4 separate regions of the Mus musculus genome follow, and all the other regions are linked to region 1. The links are chromatin contacts, found by Hi-C or POLR2A ChIA-PET in ENCODE. All regions are on one chromosome and are shown on one strand. The core of a region is the stretch at or near the end of the contact, and the rest is flanking DNA. Distances in the headings are between cores, read along the strand shown. Region 1 holds the start of Kdm4a (lysine (K)-specific demethylase 4A). Region 2 holds the start of Slc6a9 (solute carrier family 6 (neurotransmitter transporter, glycine), member 9). Region 3 holds the start of Tmem125 (transmembrane protein 125). Region 4 holds the start of Cdc20 (cell division cycle 20).

Region 1 (6,062 bases), core at 1,925-4,424:
GTCCTGGCTGTCCTGGAACTCACTTTGTAGACCAGGCTAGCCTCGAACTCAGAAATCCGCCTGCCTCTGCCTCCCAAGTGCTGGGATTAAAGGCGTGTGCCACCACCGCCTGGCAGGAGAATATTTTTTTAAGAGTTATTTATTTATTTTATGTATATGAGTACACACTGTAGCTGTACAGATGGTTATGAGCCTTAATGTGGTTGTTGGGAATTGAATTTGGGACCTCTGCTTGCTCCGGTCAACCCTGCTTGCTCTGGGATTTATTTATTTATTATTATAAGTAAGTACACTGTTGCTGTCTTCAGACGCAATATGTGGTTGCTGGGATTTGAACTCAGAACCTTTGGAAGAGCAGGCTTACTCACTGAGCCATCTTGCCACCCCCGAGGAGAATCTTAAATTCAAGAATTCAAGACTACCTTAAATCAAGAACAACAGCCAGGTGTGGTGGCGCATGCCTTTAATCCCAGCACTCAGGAGGCAGAGGCAGGCGGATTTCTAAGTTCGAGGCCAGCCTGGTCTACAAAGTGAGTTCCAGGACAGCCAGGGCTACATAGAGAAACCCTGTCTTCAAAAACCAAAACCAAAACCAAAACCAAAACCAAAACCAAAACCAACAACAACAACAAAAACCCCCAAGAACAATAACAAAAGAGTTAGCAAGATCACTTAGCTGGTAAAAGATGCTTGCTGCCAAGACAGACAATCCAGGTTGAATCCCTAGGACTCATAGGGTAGAAGGACTGAATCTCGAAAATTGTCCTCTGGTCTTTGTATGAATATGCACTGCCCTTCAACAAATATATGAACATATTATTATTTTGGAGAGTCTCACCATTATTCCTGCCTGGTTTGGAACTTACTCCTTAGACCAGGCTGGCCTTGAAGTCACAGACGTTCACCTGCCTCTGCCTCTGCCTCCTGAGTGCTGGAATTAAAGGCATTGCACCATCAGGTCCACCCAAAATAGATATAATTTTAAGAATTAGAAAAAATGAATATTATCAATTAAAATATTGGGAGTGCCAGGAATCGGGAGGCAGAGGCAGGTGTCTCTCTGGGATCTTGGTAAGTTTGAGAGGCTACCCTGATCTACAGAGGAAGTTCTAGGACAACCAGAGCTACACAGAAAACCCTTACCTTGAAAAATCTATCGATCTATCGATCTATCTATCATAATATATGATCAATATAAATATCACACATATACACACGATAGTTAATGTCCCTTCTCCTTCTCTTCTTCCTTCTTTTGGAGTTGGGGTTTTATGTTGTCCATGCTGGCTTGGAATTTGCTATGTAGCCCAGGATGTCCTTGAACAACTTTTTTTGTTTTGTTTTGAGACAAGTTCTAAAATGTACCCCTGGCTGTCCTGAAACTCCTTATGTAGACCAGGGTGGCCTCAAGCTCACAGAGATCCACCTGTCTCTGTCTCCCAAGATCTGTAATTAAAGACGTGCCACCATGCCCAGCTATGAACTTCTGATTTTCTTGCCTCTACCCCTCAAGGGCTAAGATTGGTAGGCTTGTGCCATGATGCCCACATATCTATCTCTGTATCTCTCCCTCTTATATATAGAGACAGGGTTTCTCTGTATAGCCCTGGCTGTCCTGGAACTCACTTTGTAGACCAGGCTGGCCTCAAACTCAGAAATCTGCCTGCCTCTGCCTCCTGAGTGCTGGGATTAAAGGCGTGCACCACCATGCCCGGCTGCATCTCTCCCTCTTAAGAAAGAGTCTTACTATGTAACTCTGGTTATCCTGGAACTACCTATTCCAGGCTGGCCTCTCATTTTTTTTAAAGCACCCTTTTCATCAGATATGTGCCTAGATATTTAACCCATAGCATTCTATGAAGTATCTCCTTTTAGTTAACATTGGTAAACTCTTGCCATCCATCTCAACTCTCCTGAATTTGTTCCCCTTGAAAAATCCAGGCATGGACGAGAAGTTGTTTAAAAACTTTTTTTTTTTTTTTTTTTTGGTATTTTTTGAGACCGGGTTTCTCTGTATAGCTCTGGCTGTCCTGGAACTCACTTTGTAGACCAGGCTGGCCTCAAACTCAGAAATCTGCCTGCCTCTGCCTCCCAAGTGCTAGGATTAAAGGCATGTGCCACCACCGCCCAGCTTACTTTTTTTTTTTTTAACCTATTTATTTAGTGTGTTTGTGGCGGCGGTGACACTGCAATCCACTAAAGTCAGAGGACATCTTGTGAACTTGTATTGATTCTCTCCTTCAACAGCTTACCTCAGATCATAAGACTTGTGCCTTTCCTCTCAGTCATCTCTCTGTACCGAAGGGTTGGTTTTGAAAGCAGTTCAAACACAATACAACTCTTCTTCCCGGTGCTATCGGGAATTTTGCTCATGTTTTATGCCCTAGTGAGTTCTCCTCCTTATTTGACTTATAAGGGTGTTAACCTCTCTTTCTTCATCGTCCTTGACAATCTGGGAACTCCTTAAGGCTGCTCACAGCCTCTCAGGAACTGCTCCTAATGACTTCTAGGGATCCTGTTCGGCCCCCTGAAGTGCCTTTAATGATTCTTAGAATCACCCTGTTCGCTCCAAGAGCTGCTAATGACCCCAAATTTTCGCTCAAGGGGAGCCGCTTTTAAAAAGCCTCAGGGATATCTTCCTTCAGGATCTGTCCTAATGACCCCCCAGGGCTCCTTCTCCTGGAGCAGATCTTTACCTAACCCGCCTTGCCAGCAGGCGAGGGGCTTCTTAGAGAAGAGAGTCAAACTGAGAGTACTGGGCAAACTTGGACATGCTGGTCACGTTCTCTGAACTCCTTGACTTTAGAAACTTTCCCGGAGGTCTTCCATCGCCTTTATATCTTAGGCAAAGGAGTTACTCCAAGAAAATTAGGCTTATCCTTTCGCTAGAAACATCCTATAACCACCTGCTCGCCCTTCCCCATAACCGGCTAGCCCATTTCAGGGTATTCGCTTCTTTCTACCCAGCTTAACTATGGAGATCTGAGTCAGCCTCTGATAGGCTAACTCTGGATCCAGCCCTGATGCTCAGTGGCCCCAGTCCCCGGAGGCTCAGCGTTTTCTCCTGGCAACAGCTCGAGACGACGCTCATAGGCTAAGCGGACTCGTAGTTCCAGACGCCGAGTCGGTGTAGTGAGTGTTCATTGGTTAGCTGAGGACCTAAAGCCATTCTTGGGTTGGTTGACTATGGGCTCTGTGAGGCTGCGCAGAGTCAGACTTTAAAGGAGGCGGAGCTCTGTCTTTCGCCCTCAAGAAAGACAGTGGGATCGGCGAGTGGCGACAACAGCAATCGGGCCTGAGCCCTGCTAGGGCTTTAGGCTCCAGGTGAGAGCCATCGGGTTTTGGATTCCCCAAGGGGTTGATGCTGCCAAAACCCTTGGCCGTGAGCTCCAGTGGGGGAGGGTGGTGAGGTGGGTCTTTCTGTGCTCTGTGATCGACATGGGGTTTGAGCAATAGAGAAAGGAGCTTCTAAAATAAGTTTTGCGATTGGTTCTTTCCAATCTCTAGTGGCCAATGGGCGTCGGGAGAGGGGGGCGGGCCCACTGGGCCTTATTTTCTTCTTCCTGCGGCCGGGCCTCCCTCGCCTAGGCGGTGGGGCCGGGAGGGGCAGTGTCTGTAAGTGGTGTGTGGGGACACTGGGAACCGGGCTGCCTTTGGAGGGATGCCGCGGGGGTGGCTGCGGGGGCGGAGAGTGCGGGAGTTTCAGGTCACTGTTAGCAACAGCTGCCTTTATGGAGTGCTTACCGGGCCTAGCGTTTAGGGCTCGCTTGCATCATCTAAGTTAATCATACGATCCATCAAGGCAGGGGTTTGGGGTCCCCATTTTGCAGGTGGAGAAACTGAGACTCATCCAGTCCATTCACACAGCCAAGGTGTTAAAAAGTGACAGAGATCAGACCGGTATTCAGAGTTTTCACTCTAGAGCCGAAGGTTTAGCTCCCGGTACTCTTTGCTTTGTTGCTGAAGGCGGACGGGAAGGTGCCCCAGACCAGATTTCCCCAAGGGAATAGATCGCGGGAATGGAACCCTAGAGTTAAAGTAATGGGATGATCCGCTAAAGTGAGCAGAGGATATGAGTTATTCAGCAGTTACTGAGTGCCTACTTTGTGGCGAGCATTGTTCTAGCTTCTGGACACACAAAGATAAACAGAGCTAGAGGCAGATGAAGCAACATTGTGACCACCTTTGAAGCCCAGGGGAGGAGCCCCAGTCTGATATTTATGATACCTTTTTGTAAAAATTTCAAAAGTAGAATATATTGAAAATTTCCTTTTAAAAGGAAAAGTCTCCTAAATTGAATAGGCTTCAAGTTCCTCCACACTTTCAGAGAAGTCTTAGTTCATGTAAGTATTAGAGCTGAGGTAGCAGAAAGTGGTAGAAGATGCTTTAGAGGGGGCACTTTGGATACATTTCCTGGTATGTAAAGCAGGGATAACAGTATATCTTTTATGCAAAGTTAATGAAAAATGCCTAGCCAGAAATCCCTCCCTTGGAGTGGAATGGAAACCCAAGAGTTACCATGACAGGGTTTCTGTTTAATGCCCTGGAGTTTGCCTCCATGCTGCTTCCCAAAACCCATGCTAGGTTGTGGGCAGGTTGTAGGCAGCTTTCTCCTGTATAGTGAGTAGGACTGCCAGTGGCTTTGAGGAAACAGAACTCCTGGGCTGTGAGTGAGGAGGTCCAGTGAAGGACATACCAGTTTTGCTTCTAAACTGGCTCCTTTTTAGCATGCATTGTCTTTTTCTGGTTGTGGCGATTGTGGCGATCTGTTGTATTACCAACACTGGGTTTAGGCTCTGCCCACTTACTTGAGGACCTCATCCAAAAATGTCTATGTATTTTCTCCCGGCAGTTGGGGAGTGTGCCCTGTATTGCCAGCTCATTGCCTGCTTTCAGTGCAGTTGAGCCATCGGAGTTCATTGAGTACTGCTGAAACCATTTTGATTTAGATAGAAGAGTTTCCCTTCAGTGTTTTAAACTCCTAACATACTGTTACTATCAAAGTACTTTTAAAACTTGAACCCCCTGAAGCCTTAGAGTCTGCAGCTAAGTGACTTCTCAGTGGTTTAGAATCTTGTGATGCCGTGCTCCAGAAAACAGCCCATAGGAAGCTTTTTAGAAGCTCTGGCTGTCCTAGAACTCATTCTGTAAACCAGGTTGACCTGCCTCTGCCTCCTGAGTACTGGGATTAAAGGAGTGTTACCACCACCACATTATTCCCCTTGACCAGGTGTACTCATTGTAGATGTTGGATTACTAACTCTACATCCTGCCTTCTTTCTCCCTCGTGCTGGGCTGCTGGGCATCTTCTGGTTTCCTCGGGTTCTTTTTTTTTTTTTTTTTTTTTTAAAGATTTATTTATTTATTATATGTAAGTACACTGTAGCTGTCTTCAAACAATCCAGAAGAGGGAGTCAGATTTTGTTACGGATGGTTGTGAGCCACCATGTGGTTGCTGGGATTTGAACTCCGAACCTTCGGAAGAGCGGTCGGGTGCTCTTACCCACTGAGCCATCTCACCAGCCCCCTCGGGTTCTTTTTAAACGGAACAGATTCTGCTTGTCCATCTAGTCCATTTAAATAAGCATTGTAGTAGGGGGCAGTTCCTTGTCACTTACTTTTGTTCTCTTAACACTTCAGGTTTTTATCCTAGCAAAATCGGCCTCAAAAACAGAGAAGACAAGATGGCTTCTGAATCAGAAACTTTGAACCCCAGTGCTCGGATCATGACCTTTTACCCCACCATGGAAGAGTTCCGGAACTTCAGCCGCTACATTGCCTACATTGAATCCCAAGGAGCTCATCGGGCTGGGCTAGCCAAGGTAGGGAGCAGGAATGTGAACCTGCTTCGGCAGCCGCTATGAGAATATTTCTGGCCTCTGTAATTGGAAATTAGTGGCGGGCTTGTACTTATTTGCATTGAATTACTGATGCTCCTCTCTCTCCAGTCCAGTCTTCCTTTCACACAGCCTGTGGCAATCATGTTTCCTGAGTCCCTAAAGAGGAAATGGACAGTGGTGCTATTTTTTTTTTTTCTAAGTGAACACCAGGAAAAAACCTGA
Region 2 (6,584 bases), core at 1,496-3,995, 340 kb after region 1:
GACAGGGTTTCTTTGTGTAGCCTTGACTGCTTGAGGGCTAGCTCAACCCAGGAGATCTGCTTGCCCCTGCTTCCCAAGTACTGGGATTAAAGTCCTGAGTGCCACCACCACCCAGTTTTTAAAAATTTTTATTTATATGTATGTGTGTGAATGCATAATACGGGGGTGGAATAGAGGTTGGGAGAGTGCCAACAGAGGACATCCCATTCCCTGAAGCTGAAGTTACAAGCAATAGTGAGCCTCCTGACACTGCTGCCAGGAACTACAGGCCCTGGCCGTCTGGAAGACCAGCCAGCCCCTTATGCATCCCTAATCACTGAGCCATCTTTCCAGCCCCTAGGTAGACCAATTTTAGGGGTCTATATGAACTAAGCCCTCACTAGTAACTAGAGGCAACAGGTCTCCAGTACTTTACAATTCGGAGGGAGGAGACACCGTCTCTATTCACTACCACAGGGATGTTAGCACAGTGTTGTGTGCATAAAGTCTCCTGTCTGGGGCACCAAGCCAGCTACTTGCTGCAAACTCAGGGGCTTCCTGCATCCCCACCTTTGCTCGGGCAATAGTTCCCTCTGTAAGGGTCTCTGGTCCCCAGTTTTCACTGGTCAATACATTGCCTACCAACATCAAAACCAGACCCCATGCCATTATCTTCATGAAGCCTTCCTCCTCCTTCTGCAGTCGACCCTTCCATGGTACCCTTCAAGAATGCAATATATGCAAGATGCTGGCTTCTGTCCACCCCCTCTGTCTGGAGAGGTCTGCCAGGGCAGACGTGTGGTTCTTCTATATCCTGAGAACTATACTACTGTAGTCCCGCTGAACATAAGGAGGAAGGGAGCGTTTTCTCTGAAGTCTTTGAAACACTTGGGCACGCTCAATGTTCTCCGCTAGTCCCTAACCAATCCTATCACCCGCTCTCTAACCTTTTGCCTCTCTGGAGATGTCTTTATCTTAGGTGTTCTTTTTGCCCATTCCTTGCCCTCTATCCTTTATCTTTCTAACAGTCATAGCCTCAGACTTGCTTCATTTAAAAAATAGAACAGAAACCAGTCAGTGGTGGCACACACCTTTAGACCCAGCTCTTGGGAGGCAGAGGCAGGCAGATCTCTGAATTCAAGGCCAGCCTGGTGTATAGAGCAAGTTTCAGGATAGCCAGGGCTACGCAGAGAAATTCTGTCTCAAAATACAAAACCAAAAAACAAGAAAAAAAGGAAAAAAAGTAGAACAGGCTTTGTGAGGGAGCTATCATAGAGTGCTAGGTGGGTACGCGGCTCCTTTAAGAGTGACTAGCGAGGGGCGTGGCCTATGGAAAACAGACCCGAGAGGGGGTGCGGCCCCTTTAAGTAGCTGCCCGGCCGGACTTGAAGGCCCGGGACGGGCTGGCAGTGTGGGGCGCGGTCACTTTTGGAGTCATGGCACCGCCCGGAGTGCCCACTTCCTCGAAACGAGACCGGTTCGCTTTAATCAGTGTGCAAGGTGTGTTGGGGGGCGGGCGTTACATCAGCCACCACGTGTGCGCCTCTCAGCTGGCGTGGAGGATGCCGCCCCGCCCCCCGCGGTGGAAAAGTACCCGGGTGCCGAGGTCTCCGCCCCCTTGCCCCGCCCCCGCCCGTCCTCGGCCCCTCCCGGGTCTGCGGGCAAGCCCCCTCCCGGCTCGCTGGCCTCAGCTCCGGCCCGTGTGTGGCTGCCTGCTGCGGGGTACAGGCTGGGAGCAGGCGCTCGGGAGCTGCGGGAAACCAGGCCTCACCTGTGGCCGCCCGCACTCGCCGCAAGCATGCCCAGAAGGAAGGCTAGAGTGAAGGCTCGAGTGGCAGGGCGTGGATTTTTTCCCCCCAGAGTAGCAGTCCCCCAAAACCACTCTCCGCCCCGCAATCCCTTCTCAACGCTGCAGCCACGCGAGCCGCGGACAAAAGAGAACCGGAGGGCGCTGGGGTTCTTCCTCGCTGCTTCCCAGGAACCGCGGGCGCGCGGGAACCGGCACCCGGCGGGCGAGTGGGCGGGCAGATTAGGAAGGCCGCCGGCTGCGGCGCCCAGATAGATAGCCAGCACGGCTGGGAGAGGAGGTGGGGCGAGAGGCTGCACGCGGGGCACAGACCCCGCTGCCGGCTCCCGGCCGCGGCAGACCCACTGGCGCCCCAGAAAGACCGAAGACGCTCTTCGGTTCCGGCGCTGCGCGCACAGCCCCGTACCAACCACCTCCGACCGAGCCGGCGTCGGCACGCAACGCACCCCCTCCATTCCGAAATCACCCTCCCTCCCGTCTGCTTTAGTTCCTTGGTGACAACGATGACACACAGACACACGCACCTACCCAGACCTTCGCGGCGAGACAGACATCCCAGTGCGAGCACTCACACTCTTAGCCACAGATACCCGCAAGCAAACGCTATCTCATCCACGCACCACACACACATCCATACACATCCTGGGGCTCAGCCTCCCAGAGTCACAGAAACGCCCAGAACGACGGCTGGACAGACCTAGGCTCGGGCCGCAAAGCCCCCTTCCCCCAGCTCTCTTACCATACTGCTGCCCCCGGCCCAGGCGTGCTGGGTCCGCACCGCGGTGCGCCCAGGTGGCTTTCTTAAAGGGAAAGTTGCATCAGCCTCCCGAGGCTCTCTGCAGCCGCCAGTCCTCCCGCCCCGCCGCGTTGCCTGCCGCTCCTCCAGAGCTTGTTGTGTTTTGGTTTCGGGGAGGCGGGGGCTAAGAGTTTGGTGAAAGTTTGGAGAGTGAAGAAGGCTTGAGAAACCTAGCCAAGTCCCTCCCCTCCCTGAGCGGCTCCCCTGGCCGCCCTCCCCCGCCCTGGTCCCATCTCCTCCCTCCCGCGTGCCGACTACTCAGACTCCTCCTACCAGGGAATAAGATTACAAGTGGCTCTAGTTTTCTGATGATTGATCCTCACGAACCCCTGGGAGTGGGGCTCGGCAAAGGAGTCCCCTTCTCCTTCGCCTCTCTGCCCTTCAGTTGGGACACTTGGAGGAAGCAGATGTCCTCCCCTTCGGGCTAGGCTTGGAACGAAGCCAAAAGGCCTGGGGCGCTTTGGGGGGCTGGGGCTGCAGTTAGCCCGCCAGGCCCCTGGCCTTCTGCGCCTGCGTTCCCCCTAGAGAGACGTCAAGAGCAAATTCCGTTCCCTTTGCAGTAGCGCCGCTAGAGACTGTGGGCACAGCTGAGTAAAGCCTGGGGCCCACTCCTTGGAATTGCAAGGCTGGGGAGCCCTTTCTCCCCGAATTCTCCACCACTGATTTGATCAGCCCTACCTGGTTAGTTGTGCCACAGAGCCTACCTACTTCAGGTGCCTGGATTGCAGTATCTGCCAAAAGATGCTTTGTTGAGCCTCAGTTTCCTCCTCTGCAAAATGGAGAGAATGACTTAAGGAAATGCATACCCACGTGAAACTCATTGCTCCAGATTGGCAGTGGTGCCTAGCAAATGGAACAGGCTGCCACATTTGCTTACCTTGAGCAAGCTGCCAACCCTCTATCAAACCAGACAATACTGATTGCCAGAGGACTGCTGTTGCTTCGCAGGTGCTCTGCAAAAGGCCCTGGTCTGGAGAGGCAGGCTCCGGATTCCACTCTGTGCCCCGAGTTCTCACCATTTTCCGGCCAGGAAACTTGCTTGTTTATTGACATCCAGTCTCCAAAGAGCAGGCGCATCCATGTCAAAGCCGCGCACAAGATCAACTGGTGTGAGAAGCCACCTTATTAATTTATAATCACTGAAAAAGACAGCAGCCAGCACACTCCCTTCAGTTGGGCCTCTCTCTACCCCACGGCTCAACCACAGCCCTTTCCCAGAACTACCTTCTTATATACTGCTTTCTGCTGTCATGGAACTCACAATCTGTTCATTCTCGAGATTTGGTCAGATCTAGGAAGGCACTTATGTCCCTTTTGAGTTTGCCCGTGAACACAGCAGTTATAAGCCTGCTTGGGGTTTATAGTCTCCCACGAACTAATTACCAGAGTTTTGTATAGAGTAGAGAGGGGACACACACGCAGATCTACCTAAGCAATCTGTTGTGCCTGTGGGCTTTTTTTTTGGGGGGGGGGATTTGAGACAGGGTTTCTCTGTATAGTCCCGGTGGCTGTCCCGGAACTAACTTTGTAGACCAGGCTGGCCTTGCACTCAGAAATCCGCCTGCCTCTGCCTCCAAGGGCTGGGATTAAAGGCGTGCACCACCACCACCTGTGGCCTTTAACTTTGCTTATGTAGAAGTTTCTGGGAGTCTAACTGTGGGTCCTGCAGCAGGCTGTGTAGTTGTGTGTGTGCTCAAGTCCTGGATCTGACCAGATAGTATCTAAACACTTCTCATCTTCCCTACCAGGACTTGGGTTCCTCTACAAGTTGTTTATGGTCTCTCATAGCCTGCCTCCTCTTTAGATTATCCAAAATGGCTCCTTCCCAAGACAGATGGACAGGAGGCTCTTGGGAGAAGCTGCCAGGTAAAGGGAAGGTTGGGGCTGAGGGAGGGGCTTCCATCTAACTTATAGGGATGCGATGGACCTAAAAGGCATTAGGATGGTTCTAAGAAAATGTTTAAAACTTTATTTTGAATTTTGAAGTTTTCTTTCTTTATTCTCTTTACATCCAGATTTCAGCCCCTCCTGCTGGTACCCCCTCACACACAGCCCTTCTCCGCTCCCTGAATTCTTTTCTTTCTTTTTTTCTTTCTTTTTTCCTGGAGTCAGCATCTCACTATGTAGTTCTGGCTGACATTGTTCTCACTATATAGACTAAGCTGACCTCCAACTCAGTGATCCACCTGCTTCTGTTTCCACAGCCCTGGGATTAACAGCTTGTATGCTGAGCTTTCTATGTGGAGGAGGTTGTTTTGTTGGTTTTTGTTTATTTGCTTCTGGGATGGTTTGATTTGGTTTGGTTTGGTTGGTTTGGTTTTTGAGACAGTAACCACCATGTATGCAGCTCTGGATGACACAAAATTCGCTATGTACTCCTGGCCGGCTTTGAACCTCTGGCAGTCCTCTCTTCTACCTCTCTTATTAATGGCCTAGTGAAAAGTAGGTCCCTTATCCACTCTAAGGAACCCATGTGAAGGAGAGCTGATTTAGGGATACAAGGGTACCTGTCTGCCAAGGGCTGAGGCCCAGGGAGGTTTGAGGAGGAGAAGGAGGCGTGCAGAATTGGTATTACTAGAAAGTTTGGGATTTGAGAAGCAATCTAGTGCTTAAGTTCAGGGTTTGAAGAAAAAGATTTTCTTTTTTTGTTTGTTTGTTTTTCAAGACAGGGTTTCTCTGTATAGCCCTGGCTGTCCTGGAACTCACTCTGTAGACCAGGTTGACCTCGAACTCACAAATCCACCTGCCTCTGCCTCCCAAGTGATGGGATTAAAGGTGTGTGCCACCACAGCACGGCTGAGGAAAAAGATTTTTATCTTGAGGGGCATTTGGAGAAATTGGGCATGCTGACTATGAGGTTTTTTGCTAGTTAACAGTGACAAAGCAAAAAAGATGTGTGTATGTTATCTGATTAGTACAAAGCTTCAGACAACCACAGTCGCTCGTAGTAGGTCCTAAGGAGAGGCTTGAAGGAGACACTCCACGGTAAAAAGCTGTCTCTGGGAGACAGGAACTAGAGTGTATGTTTTTTTCCAATCAGAATGAAGTCTCAGGGGAGACAGGTCTGGGCCTAGCCCAGGTCAGAGCTGGGATGGCCTTCATGATCCATGGGGAGGTCCCCGCCCTGGGCAGCTGGCCTACAGGAAGAAAAGACATGGCCAGCCAGTGGGAGAGGATGGTGGTCAGGTCTGATAGACAGGAGGAAGGATGGGCCCAGATCAGAGGCCTGATACCTGAGGACAGGACAGCAAGTGGGCAGGCAGTACTGGACCGCACCCATTGCTTGCTGAGGCGTGTCTCAGGAACCTCTAGTTACAGAGTTATTTCCTGGGAGGGCTGGGCCCAGCTGCAGATCCCCCAGTGTTGGCTGGGTGCCTGTCTGTTGTCACCAACAAGCCAGCAGGATTAAATCGTATGTATCAGAGGACTTAACCAGAGCCCAAATAGGTATAGAAGAGGGCTAGCAGCCTCGAGCCACTTTTAGAGGCACCTTGATAGAGGTGTGCCGAGAACACTACTGAGAAATTGGTGGTGTTCTGTACTTTAAATTTGCACATGGCTTGATTAGTGGTCCCTACCTCCTTACAGTCCCAGCCTAGGGGGCTAGGAAGCATTGTCAGGAGGATCCTGTCTTGGCTTTGCTCTCAGAATCATCCTCTCTTGAACTTGAAACCATCATTACACAACTCCTTCCCTGCCCTGACCCAGTGTGGAACAGCTGTTTAAATCCATGAGTTCCACTGGGGCTCCACGTGTCTCTTGGGTCATCTTATGTCACCCTCGCTCATGACAGCTTAAGTCAATCCAGGCAGGACCTCAGTGGCCACAAATGACATCAGGCAAACAGGAAGCATCAACCTTGGCCCTGTCCAGGTAGCCTTCCAAGTCTCCAGAGCAGTCAATGCCTAGATTCTTAAATGCCTTTAACAGAGCCTTACAATGCCAAGGAAGCCAGCATTCCCAGCACTGTGGAGGACTCAAAAGTCTGTACTCATGATGCTG
Region 3 (6,110 bases), core at 1,291-3,790, 360 kb before region 1:
CAATTCCAATACATACAGTTTTGCAGCTCTGGGGATTGAACCAGGGGGCGAGCAACCACTGGGCTGCATCCATAGCCCAGCAAACACATTCATTTTACTGTGTTGGTTTTACTGTTCTTTTGAAACAGGCTATTAGAAAGGCTTAAGTTACATAAATAAGAGGGGCTCCCAGAAACTGAAGTGACAGTCAGGAAGCCTGTCTGGGTCTGACCTAGGTCCTCTGTACATACATTATAGTTGCATAGCTCAGTGCTCTTGTGGGACTCCGCACAGGGGGAATGCGACATCCCTGACTCTTTTGCCCGCTCTTGGGACCCTTTTCCTCCTAGTGGGTTACCTCATCCAGCCTGGATATGAGGACTTGTGGCTAGTCTTCTTGTAACTTCATGCCATGTTCGATTGAAATCCCTGGGAGGGAGGCCTGCTCTTTTCTTTTCCTTTCTTTTCTTTCTCCTCCTCCTTTTTTGGGGGGGGTGGGGGGTTCGAGACAGGGTTTCTCTGTGTAGCCCTGGCTGTCCTGAAACTCACTCTGTAGACCAGGCTGGCCTCAAACTCAGAAATCCGCCTGCCTCTGCCTCCGGAGTGCTGTGATTAAAGGTGTGCGCCACCACCGCCCGGCTCTCCTCCTCCTTCTTGCTTTTTTGGAGAGAATGAGAGAGGAGTGGATCTGAGGGAGCGAGAGGGAGAGTCTCTGAGAGGAGGAGAGGAGAGGAAACTGGAGTTGAATTTGGATGTAATATGTGAGAGAAATGTAAAACAAATACATAACTAAGCTGACACTTAGACATACAGACCACGCTGCTCTGGACTTAGGAGGCTCCCTGTCTTCTGCAGCGAACAAAGCAAAGAGGAAGCCAGGCCAGGCACAGTTACCCTGTGCCCTGATCTGGGGAAGATTGACTTGGATTTCATTCTGTTGTTTGGGATTTTTGGTGGTGCTGCTGCTGCTGCTGCTGCTGGTAGTGGTTTGTTTAGTTTTTTAAATACACATCAAATGCAGAGAGAAGAACATACTAACATATAGTTTACAGAAGGGGTAGGACAGAAGATGTGGGACAAACTGTACATTCTCCAACCAGTCACCCTCTGCCCACTTGGGGCATGGTGTCTAGGACCCAGACTTGCTGATTAGAAGCAGAGCCCTGAACCATATCCCGGTTCCACCTTGAACACCCCTGTGGACACCCAGCATTGTCCAAATGCATCCCTGAGGCCCTCCAGGACCACACAGCCTGGGCCCAACTTGTCCTTCTGGTTTCATCCCAAAAGCTCAAAGGTCAAAATAGTCACACCGTCAGTCAGTTCACACTTTTATTTAGCCAGCCACTCAACAAACATTTATCGATTACCCTACGCGTACAGGCTACCGCTGGCTGCTGAGGTCATGGTGGTTAGTAAACTAGTACTTATCCCTGCAGTGGCTGGGGATACACCTCTGGGTCAGGGGTGAAAGCTAACTAACTAAAGATCTGTTGCGAATGAATATGGAAGAAACACGGGTCGTGAGTGCAGTCGGATCAGCCAGATCAGCCAAGGCATTTCAGCTCAATGATTCAAGTTGGCCAGACTCGGCCAGAGAGAGGCCGGAGGTAGGTGGGGGACAGTCCAGCTGAAGGGCAAGGGCTTCTTTTGCCTTGTCAAGAGTTGTGAAACTTATCCAACTGTCCAGCTCCAGCTGTCTACCTGAAAGGCCTCTACCCACTCATGGGGCAGGCTAATCCTGCCACTCACTTGAGGCCTCAAGGAAAATAAACAAAGGGCTTATTGGGGGAAAGCCTAAGACAGAGCTGGAGCTAGGTTTGGGGTATCGCTGATGCTGGACGCTGGGGCTGAGGATACAGTGGGATTCAGAACTAAAGTCCAGAATCAGCTGGAATGAGGAGGTTTCAGGCCAGTTGGAACCTCCTACTGGCTCTCCTCCTGCCTCAGCCTCTCAGGGTGCAAAGATTGCAGGCCTGGCTGTAGATCTTCGGGGAGGGGCTGAAGGTAAAATTAAGTTGGAGTTGTGGGGTGGGCTAGGGCTCAGACTGGGGCAGAGGGCCAGCATTCTTTCCTCCTGCTGACCCAATCTGCATATTGTGTTTCAGACCTACCAGCAGCGGACAGAAGCCCCTCCCTTCCCAGGAATGTCTCAGCCCCACTGAAGTCGCAGGGCCACGTCAGCCAATTGGCTCAGGCCCTGCCCTGGAAACAGCACCTGTTAATCCCCCCCTCCTTCCAGCTCACCTGGGTGCAGGTTAGGCAGGTGAAGCGTCTCCCCGGAAACAGACCTAGAGCGCCCAACCTGCTGGGTCCTGCCTGCTCAAATCGGATTCAGCACAGCCAGGCGTCCCGTGAGTGCCCCATACGCCCCACCCCCACCTTTTTCACGGGTTCTACTACCGGGAACCTCCACCCACGCTGGGGTCGTTCCCCAATAGACGGTGTCAGCACCTTCAGATGAGCAAGCCACAGTCCTGAGGAATGCTGGGACAGACTCCGCCCACGGTCCCTCCCCCAACCACCCTTGGGGCGTGGGCATTTACCCCACCCACCTTGCGTGCCAGGCAACCTCTCTGCAAAGGGCAGAGCGGTCCCCTACTCTGTCTCGTTGGAGTAAAAACGTGGTCTCGGCAGTGTGGTCCATGTGGGTTCTGATTCACCCCGAGTCTCTCTGGCTCAAAAAAGTATGTTTTGAGCTCCTTTGCCCCGTGGGAAGTCTAAAAGGAGTATGTTAGATGACTTCTCCCACTCCTCAGAATTAACTTCTCTGTCCTCACTTTTCAGAAAAAGCCTCTAAGAGGTGAGCTGGGGCTTCCCTGCCCCACTCCCGTCCCTCCTGGACTCGCAGCTGACACCTACAGGATCGGTCTCTCCTGCTGCCGGAAGTTGGGTTCCTTGCCGGCAGTGCTAGCTTTATTTTTACCTGATGTGAGTCATGCCGCCTGTCTTGTAGGGAACAGGTTAAATGAGTAACACTGTTAGATCCCTCCCCACATTCCCACGATGGGAAGGACTAGGCTGCGGTTCAAATCCTGAGTCCTCCTTTTGCTGCCTTAGAGAACACGTGGAGCCGTTTAGCAGGGGATGGACCCGTGGGGAGCAGGCAGGTTCTGGATGAGCGCCGAGAACAGGACTGGATAGAGATATGTTTAGAGGCAAGAGACAGCCCCTGGGGCCATGGATTGGCAAAAGCAGAAGGCGCTGAGGAGCCCCCGGAGTGGGCCGAGAGGGAGGGTGGGTGGTAACAGCATCTTGAGAAAGGAACACAGGAGGAACAGGTTCAGGGTAAGATGAGGAATTTGGGTTGGGCCCTGTTGCATCAGAGACGACCAGCACTGGAAGGAGAGACTTGGAGCATGCGTCTTCTTTTGCCTGACGGAGATAGGGTGGAACTAGAGGAAGAACGGTGTTAGGGGTCAGATCCTGACCCACAGAGAAGGAAGGGTACAGCCCTATGAGAGAAGGGTCAGGCTCAGCCTGCTGGTTCCAGAAGGGTTAAGTCACCAGCCTCCCTTTCCCATAGCTTCCCCCACCCAGGACCCAGCAGTGACAGCTGAGGCCATGTGAGTCTGATCCTGAATGAGGCATTATCTCTGACAGTTTGTCCTGTCATCCACTGTGGCACCACCAGCTTCCTCCGACAGCCTGGATGGAACAGGCCACCGAGACAGCCTGTGTGAGAGGTCAGGAGCTGGGCAAGGGGATTCTCTGAAGGGGAAGGGGAGCTCTGTGGTGGAGGGAACTCTGTTGGGGTCAGGGGAGGTGCTTTGGCAAGGTGCAGTGCTAGGGTTGTAGCTCTTGGGAATAGGTCCTGAGGACCCCGGGGAAGATTCTTGGGGCCCTTCCCTGAGACTCCCAGATGAGGCTATAGGGCCAGATGGGTGGGAAATAACTTGTGATCCTGTCCTGCAGGTGAGGGTAACCATAGCCTGGACTAAGAAGAGGAGACTGGGCTTCTCGCTGGCAACCAGGTGATGGGGACACAGGGTCACGACAAACACCCTCTGAACCCTGACAGTGATCCTCTGTCCTGACCCTGCCTGACCAAGCCATGTCCCAGCAAGCCTCAGTGGGCAGGGGGCTGCCCCCAGATGTGCTGGCAGAGCAGGTGGAGCTATGGTGGTCCCAGCAGCCCCGTCGCTCCTTGCTCTGTTTCTCCGTGGCCGTGATCCTTGTGGCTGGCTGTGGGGCCGGTGGTGTGGCGCTGCTGTCCTCCACCAGCAGCCGATCCGGCGAATGGCGACTAGCCGTGGGCACTGTGCTCTGTCTGCTGGCCCTGCTGGTTCTGGTGAAGCAGCTGATGAGCTCTGCCGTGCAGGATATGAACTGCATACGCCAGGCCCAGCACGTGGCCTTGCTGCGCAGCGGCGGAGGCGCCGACGCTGTTGTAGTGTTGCTCAGTGGCTTTGTGCTGCTGGTCACTGGCCTGACCCTGGCTGGGCTGGCTGCTGCCCCGGCCCCGGCACGGCCACTGGCTGCCATGCTGTCTGTGGGCATTACCTTGGCTTCCTTGGGCTCAGTCTTGCTGCTGGGGTTGCTACTGTACCAGGTGGGTGTGAGTGGACACTGCCCTCCGATCTGTACAGAGGCATTCTCCGCCCAAAATGGCCACGGTGATAACAGTAGCATCTTTAGCATCTCAGGACAGTTGTCTTCTGGCCAGCGTCATGAGACCACCTCCAGCATTGCCAGCCTCATCTGACAGAGATGGAGCCCTTCTTCCCATGCCCTGCCTCAGTATCCCCAGAACTTGTGGCAGACATTCACAGGTGCACGCATATATGTGTGTCGCCCCCACCCCCGCCATGGCATTTCATGATATGTGATTAGGAGCTCGTGTGCACCCTCATATCCATTCCATGAGAAGGTGAGGGATACCTCCTTGGGGCTGTTTGTATCATGGACTGTCATGCTCTATGCCTGGTCCTGGGGTCTCTAGAGGATACTCATCTGGAGTCTCTGAAGACTTGACCCATATTTCCAAGACCCTACAACTCCAGCCTTGCCCTATGACATCATCAAGGATCTCCACAGAGGTGACTGTTGCCTATCCACAACGACACTAGTGATCACTCTTCAGAGAGTGACTCTCGGGAAAACTGAGAGAAATGGCTTCCGGATGAGATGGACCTGACTGGGGAAACACCTTTGAGCTTGTAACCTAGCAGCTGGGGCCAGTGAGAGGTGACTCAGACACTCCTGCCTCAGTTTCTTAGAACAGTGTTGCTATTGATGCTTAAGAATAATTGCCTCTTGGGCAAGATGATTGGGCTCCTGGCAAATGTTCAATTAAAAAGTGACTATAGTGAAAATGAAATAAATTATGGGGGAAAGGTGGCTGTAGTTCTGTCTGCACCATGGCATCTCACCTCAGAGAGAGACCCTTACGCCCGACCCCACAGCCCACTCATCCCAGGCTATAGAGCCCCAGACCTGGGGTTTCTCTTCTCATGAGAAAAGGGGGAAGGGTCAAGAGGACTCTACAGGTTTGGAAAGAAACCTACTGGTGTCTGGTCCCAGAGAGAGCGGGGAGCCAGTCCTTCCCACGAGTTCACTTGCCGCTTACGGGGAGATTTAACCGGTGACTGTGTCTCTAGAAATGTGCCCCTGTCCTTATGTATAGTCTGCCTTCTGGGAAACAAGAACTGGCTGCGATTTGTGTGGCCACTGTACCAGTTGGCCCACTTCTGGGTTCTGGGAACTGAAGAAGCAGTAAGTCACTTCCTGCCTGGAGTCGCTCTGGAAGGGCTCCTCCCCCCCCCCCCCGCCCCCCTCGTGTGTGTTTTCTTTCCAGGTGACAAGAACATAGGTGAATGCTTTGGCCACTTCCTGCTACACAAGGTGGAGATTACCTGAAGACATCAGAGACTCAGAGAGACATCTGCCTCCTAAAAGACTCGGATGCAGGAAAAACTTGGAGTAGTAAAATTGTTGCTGTAAAGGATTTACTAATAAACTCACTTGGGAAATCTTAAGTTACACAAAGCTAAAGGAGCTAAATGCCAGTGGCTAGCACACTAACCGCACTTGCTAGAAACTGTGAGAAAGAAAATTCTGTACCACAGCTGAAGTGTGGGCTTGCTGAGAAAGTTCCTGCTTAGTTTATTCACTACGATGGACGATGGACG
Region 4 (6,404 bases), core at 3,755-6,254, 260 kb before region 1:
GTGGTAAATGAACTCAAACCACTCAGGTTACAGATTTCTCTGAGCCATTCAAACTGTCAATCATGTTACCATGTTTGGATCTCTGCTAGCTCCAAATATACCCAATTTGTTAGGGTCTTGGCAGAGATGGACAGCACGAACTGGGTAAATTGACTCGCTTAATACAGAACAGGACACATTTCCAAAGGTGAGGGTGGGATTTTTGTAAAGCCATCAAGGAACAGCATTGTGCCACAGAGCTTGTAAGGAAGCTGGGACCAACCTTAGACATGAAGCAGTAAGGACGACCCATCAGACCTAGAGGGAAGAACTACAAGACGGGTTCACTTTCAGCAGGAGGGTGTGGAGGAATTATTCAAATGCTTAGTTCTGAGTCTCTTGGAATAGAGATTCTTTTAATGGCAGAGGATGAGTTATGAATATGCCGTATGCCATCTGTTTGCCACCCCAGACCCACGTCACCCTTCTCTCCCTTGATGGACAGGGTTGATTCACAGACTCTGTATCAGAGGGTTCCTGAGAGCTTTGTTTCTGTTTGGATTCCATGGGAGGATATTGTTAAATTGTGTCCCCTGTCTCCAAAATGTCCACTTTGAAATCTTTTTTTTAAAAGATTTATTTATTATATGTAAGTACACTGTAGTTGTCTTCAGACACACTAGAAGAGGGTGTCAGATCTCATTATGGATGGTTGTGAGCCACCATGTGGTTGCTGGGATTCGAACTCAGGACCTTTGGAAGAGCAGTCAGTGCTCTTAACCGCTGAGCCATCTCACCAGCCCCCACTTTGAAATCTTAAATTCAAGTACCTCAACTGTGATTTTTTTTTAAAGCAGGGTTATTACATTCAAAATTAGTTAAAATGAGTCACTATGGTTGGTACTCTTAGGGGGGAAGGGAGGATTTCAGACCTTGATGGGGGAAGGAGAAAGAAAGCCAAGTGAAGATGGTCAGAAACCAAGAACTACCATCAAACCAACAGGAGTCTGAGAAGCATGAACCGGATTCTCCCTCAGAGACCTCCAAGAGAACCACCCTCTACCATTTTTGGTCTGGCACTTGTAGCCTCAGCATTGTGAGGCAATGGGTATATCGGTTCTCTAGGGCACCCATCTTTTGGTACTTGATGGAATCCAGCTGGGGAATTTACCCTCCATACCAACCAGTGGGATGGGTCAGCCCATCATTGTGACGATGCCCGATGGACAGCAAGTATTGATAGTACCAGCAACAGACATTGCTGAAGAAACTGTCATCAGTGAAGAGCCACTAGCTAAGAGACAGTGTATGGAAATAATTGAGAGCCGGGTGGAATGTGCAAAAATTGAAGTAAGGAGCCTTATACCCGGTGTGTTTTGCTGCAGCCATCCAAAATAAATTTTCTTTATTATTATTATTATCACTATTATTATATTGTCATTTATATTTATTACTGGCCATGTTTTGATAAAGAATGAAAGTGAATAGTGTCATCATTTTGTTTTGGCTCAGAGGCCGGGCTCACAGGTGAGCTCGCAGACTCCACATCTGGCTTGCTTTCTGCACGCCCTTTGAAACAAACCCCATGGGCTCATTGTCCTTATCCTCTCCCCAAAGTCTCCAGTGACTCGATGTTCAAGTGGCCAGATCCCTTGTCTCTGTTATATCTTAATTGTCAGGTTCACTTTTTTCTTTTAGTGGCAAGGTCTCGACTCTACATCCACCTCTGGCTGACTGCTGGGCTTCAGGCATGCACACTTTCCAATGCACATGTCTCCTGTAGCTGCACTGTCTTAAAAGTTCTTTCAGTCCAGAAGTTGAAAACCACTTGACAGGAACCTCCACTGTTCCCACAGTTCCTGGCAGATAAAAGCCAAACTCCATAACATTAACATTAGGCTCCCCTTTTCTGTTTTCTGAGGTTCAGGAACTCACTGAGGAATTGGAGAACATTAAATCTCTAGTTTTCCAAGGCAATTGGAAATGGAAGAAAGAACGCCGGGTGTGGTGGCGCCCACCTTTAATCCCAGCACTCAGGAGGCTGAGGCAGGCGAATTTCTGAGTTCGAGGCCAGCCTGGTCTACAGAGTGAATTCTAGGATATACAGAGAAATATAGCCAGGGCTATACAGAGAAACCCTGTCTCAAAAAACCAAAAAAAAAAAAAAAAAAAAAAAAGAAAAGGAAAAAAAAAAAGAAAGAAAGGGAAGAAAGACAAGTGTAGTTTCAGAGAAACTACAGTGAGTGTGGCTAACAGCTGAAGACCCTGCCGTCATCAGAGTTCATCTTAGGCTAAGGACTGAGCGTCTTCCAACTCCTTACTAGGCAGCATATTGCTGTGACTACAATGCTGTGCCTTTGTTAACATCTCTTACCTCATTCGGACCCAATTTCTTTCTGTTTGTTTTTTGAAACGGGGTCCCTCTATTACATAGCCCTACCTGTCCTGGAACTCACAGAGAACCACCTGCCACTGCCTCCCAAGTGTTGGGATTACGTAAAATTAAGGCAGTTTGCTATCTGCCTTGAGATCAGTAAACTTGCCAGATGTGGTGACACACACCTTTAATCCCAGCACTCCGAAGGCAGACACATTTGAGTTCGAGGTCAGCCTGGTTTACACAGTGAGTTATAGGACAACCAGTGCTACACAAAACCTTGTCTCAAAAAAAAAAAAAAAAAAAAAAAAAAAAAAAAAAAAAAAAAGAAGAAGAAGGAAAAAGAAGGGCTGGTGAGATGGCTCAGTGGGTAAGAGCACCTGACTGCTCTTTCGAAGGTCCAGAGTTCAAATCCCAGCAACCACATGGTGGCTCACAACCACCCGTAACAAGATCTGACTCCCTCTTCTGGAGTGTCTGAAGACAACTATAGTGTACTTACATATAATAATAAAATAAATCTTAAAAAGTTCAAGGTCTTCCTAAACTATGTGGAGTTCAAGGCCAGCCTGGCTACATGAGAGTGTGTTTCCAAAATATGTACGTAAACTGTTTTAATGCAGTAGTTAGCAGATGATCAACTAGTAATTATTATTTGTATTAATGTTGTTTTACCTTTGTGCATATTCATGTAAGTCACTAAAGCCCTGCACTAAATGGGAGTCACCTAGATCCTAGATCCTTCCTTTTTTTGTTTTTGGTTTTTCGAGACAGGGTTTCTCTGTATAGCCCTGGCTGTCCTGGAACTCACTTTGTAGACCAGGCTGGCCTCGAACTCAGAGATCAACCTACCTCTGCCTCCCAAGTCCTGGGATTAAAGGTGTGCTCCACCACTGCCTGGCGCTTTTTTTTTTTTTTTTTTTTTTTTTTTTTTTTTGAAAAAAGAATTTAGACTGACCAATTCAGAGTCTGCCATTTATTTATTTATTTATTTATTTATTTATTTTTTTTTTTCGAGACAGGGTTTCTCTGTGTAGCCCTGGCTGTCCTGGAACTCACTTTGTAGACCAGGCTGGCCTCGAACTCAGAAATCCGCCTGCTTCTGCCTCCCAAGTGCTGGGATTAAAGGCGTGCGCCACCACGCCCGGCGCTTTTTTTTTTTTTTTTTAATGTTTTTTATTGTCACCAGAAGGAAGAGGTGCGCTGTGGGTGCAGAGATCAAAGGGCCACTTTTTTTTTTTTAAAGTGTGTATGTGTTTTGCCTACATCTATGTCTGTATACCTCATGCACACCTGATGCTGGCAGAGGCCAGGGAAGGCACTGGATCCCCTGGGACTACAGTAATAGATCTTGAATACCTATATTGGGCGCCGGGAACTGAACCCTAGGTAATCTGGAAGAGCATCTAGCGATAACAGCTAAGCCATCATCTTTCTAACCTCCTTTCCGCTTTAAAATAATTTATTTTTATCGGGGAGGAGGGGTGTGTTTGTGTGCCATCTGTATGCTGGTTCCATAAGAGGGCATCGATGCCCTGGAGCTGGAGTTAGAGGTAGTTGTGCGCTGCCTGACAAAACCAAATTTTCTTCCCGTGGAAGAGCAAGAAGTTCTAACTGAGGCATCTCTCCAGGCCCCAGACCTGGATTCTTACCAACCTCTTTTTATGACCTTGGGCTAATTTCTTGTATTGCACCTTGGTTTTTCTATCAGCATAACCAGGTTCTTGGCCCAGCGTGGTGGCACACGCCTTAAATTCCACCGCATCTCTGAGATCCAGGGCAGTTTTTTCTACAAGGTGAATTCCAGGCCAGCCCGGACTGCATAGTGAGACCCTTGTCTGAAACAAACAAAATGGGTGTCGCTCTGGCAGATTATGTGCAACGGGGGTAAGGAGATCTCTAGGTCTCTGAAGAATCCTAAGTCCCACGGGAGTCCTCCACAGGATGTGATGTCCCCAAGAACAGCCTAACCTAATCTTCACGACGAAAGGCTGGAATTCTGATCATTGTTTTGACACACACACCCCTTCCTCTCACTTTGTGTTTGCAGAACCCCACACTGGTCCGCATACTTCCTTCCTAGCAGGGTTTCAGGCGCCCTCCCCATTCAGACTGCCACCTCCCCACCGTCTCTAACCAACTGGGTCCTCCGGGTTGAGGTTGAGTTTCTCTCTCTCTCTCTCTCTCTCTCTCTCTCTCTCTCTCTCTCTCTCTCTCTCTCTGTGTGTGTGTGTGTGTGTGAGAGAGAGAGAGAGAGAGAGAGAGAGAGAGAGAGAGAGAGAGAGAGAGAGAGAGAGAGAGAGAATGTGTGTATGTGTGAACGTGTGACCTAAGTACCACCCACAGGCTTCGATGTGACCTTTCAAAGATTCCCAGATGCTCTAACTGCCGGGCCCAACCCAGAGAGATGGCCGGCAGAGAGCGGATCCCGAGGACTAACTGTGCGGGACCCGCCCCCGTGTTCCGATTCGGGCTCCGATTCGGGCAGGGACGAAGGCTCCCAGAGATGGGTTCGGGATTTCCTTCCAAATGCTTGGTCGTCGCACTCTCGTGAGATTTGCTCCCGGAAGACCCGGCCCTCTTCAGTGTAGCGACCAATCGGCAAGGGCGACGGTTAAGACAGTTGGGTTTTGAAGGAGCCAATGAACGCTAGCAGCGGAGAGTTTAAGAACAACAGTCCGGCGTGTCCTTAGCTTGTCTGGAAAAGAACGCGTTCGGCAGGCGCACTGACGCGCTGCGAGGAGCTGGGGGTTTGTGTTCGGGAGAGCTGAGTACGGAGAGGGACCGGGCTGCTGCGAGCTGTGGCAGGCGGAGCCCAGGAGCCCGGCGAGGATCGCGCTTGGTCGCCTTTCGCCCCGGTAGCGGTGCCATGGCGCAGTTCGTGTTCGAGAGCGATTTGCACTCACTGCTTCAACTGGACGCACCCATCCCCAATGCCCCGGTTGCGCGCTGGCAGCGCAAAGCAAAGGAAGCCACAGGCCCAGCCCCCTCGCCCATGCGGGCCGCCAACAGATCACACAGCGCCGGGCGGACCCCGGGCCGAACTCCTGGTGAGTGGGTGGAGGGAGCTGGAATCGCTGAGAGTCCGTCTTCATGCTCCCTCCGGGAGCCTCGTCAGGCTGTCTGACTTCTCTCTCCCTGCCCCCAGGCAAATCTAGTTCCAAGGTTCAGACCACCCCTAGCAAACCTGGAGGTGACCGCTTTATCCCCCAACGCAGTGCTTCTCAAATGGAGGTGGCCAGCTTCCTCTTAAGCAAGGAAAACCAGCCGGAAGACAGGGGGACGCCCACCAAAAAGGTATGATTCCACAGGGGTCATGAGACTTGAGGTGTCTGTCCCCTGGCTGATACCGGTCTTCCTCCCCTCACTTGCCGTGTATTTCAGGAGCATCAGAAAGCCTGGTCTCTCAACCTGAACGGTTTTGATGTGGAGGAAGCCAAGATCCTCAGGCTCAGCGGCAAACCTCAGAATGCCCCAGAAGGTAAGGAGTGAGTGACATCATCGAGGCTGGTGTCAGTCCTTCCTAAGGGGAGACATGTGGCTGCTTTTCCACATGTGGATGGGTATCAGTTTCCAAGTCTAGACCCACTCTCTTGCCACAGGCTACCAGAACAGACTGAAAGTACTGTACAGTCAGAAAGCCACGCCTGGCTCCAGCAGGAAGACTTGCAGATACATCCCTTCTCTGCCAGACAGGATCCTTGATGCCCCCGAAATCCGGAATGACTACTGTGAGTGCACTGTTGTCTTTGCGGATGGAGAAAGATGGCCTAGGAATGGACCAGTCCAACAAAGGACCTCATGTTTTCTTCCTTCCCCTGGCAGACCTGAATCTTGTAGATTGGAGCTCTGGAAATGTATTGGCTGTGGCACTGGACAACAGTGTGTACTTATGGAACGCTGGTTCTGGTGACATCCTGCAGTTGTTGCAAATGGAGCAGCCTGGAGACTACATATCCTCGGTGGCCTGGATCAAGGAGGGCAACTACCTAGCTGTAGGCACCAGCAATGCTGAGGTCCAGGTGAGCCTGGTTGCCTGTATTGTGGC

The links. Hi-C counts contacts between places; a loop is a spot of excess contacts on that map. ChIA-PET counts read pairs that join two places held with the same protein, here RNA polymerase II (POLR2A).
Region 2: POLR2A ChIA-PET joins it to region 1 with 15 read pairs in embryonic stem cell. The contact joins the promoter of Slc6a9 here to the promoter of Kdm4a in region 1. POLR2A ChIA-PET finds 5 or more read pairs at or near these places in 4 of 5 experiments (Patski and embryonic stem cell).
Region 3: POLR2A ChIA-PET joins it to region 1 with 10 read pairs in embryonic stem cell. The contact joins the promoter of Tmem125 here to the promoter of Kdm4a in region 1. POLR2A ChIA-PET finds 5 or more read pairs at or near these places in 2 of 5 experiments (Patski and embryonic stem cell).
Region 4: a loop to region 1 is called in a map of T-helper 1 cell, with 2.2 times the contacts of the local background. The contact joins the promoter of Cdc20 here to the promoter of Kdm4a in region 1. A Hi-C loop is called at or near these places in 2 of 37 maps with a recorded cell type or tissue (T-helper 1 cell and T-helper 17 cell). POLR2A ChIA-PET finds 5 or more read pairs at or near these places in 3 of 5 experiments (Patski and embryonic stem cell).

The regions. Positions count from the first base shown.
Region 1 is chr4:118,177,155-118,183,216 of GRCm38, reverse strand. It overlaps Kdm4a (lysine (K)-specific demethylase 4A), which reads left to right and starts at 3,174. Exons shown (of 22, transcript NM_001161823.1): 1 at 3,174-3,324; 2 at 5,641-5,822. The coding sequence starts at 5,685.
Region 2 is chr4:117,831,419-117,838,002 of GRCm38, reverse strand. It overlaps Slc6a9 (solute carrier family 6 (neurotransmitter transporter, glycine), member 9), which reads right to left and starts at 2,745. Exons shown (of 14, transcript NM_008135.4): 1 at 2,526-2,745.
Region 3 is chr4:118,540,156-118,546,265 of GRCm38, reverse strand. It overlaps Tmem125 (transmembrane protein 125), which reads left to right and starts at 2,540. Exons shown (of 4, transcript NM_172383.3): 1 at 2,540-2,666; 2 at 2,767-2,910; 3 at 3,506-3,665; 4 at 3,895-5,325. The coding sequence starts at 4,034. The coding sequence ends at 4,684.
Region 4 is chr4:118,435,943-118,442,346 of GRCm38, reverse strand. Cdc20 (cell division cycle 20) reads left to right here and starts at 5,004. Exons shown (of 10, transcript NM_023223.2): 1 at 5,004-5,406; 2 at 5,505-5,653; 3 at 5,741-5,837; 4 at 5,959-6,087; 5 at 6,182-6,378. The coding sequence starts at 5,226.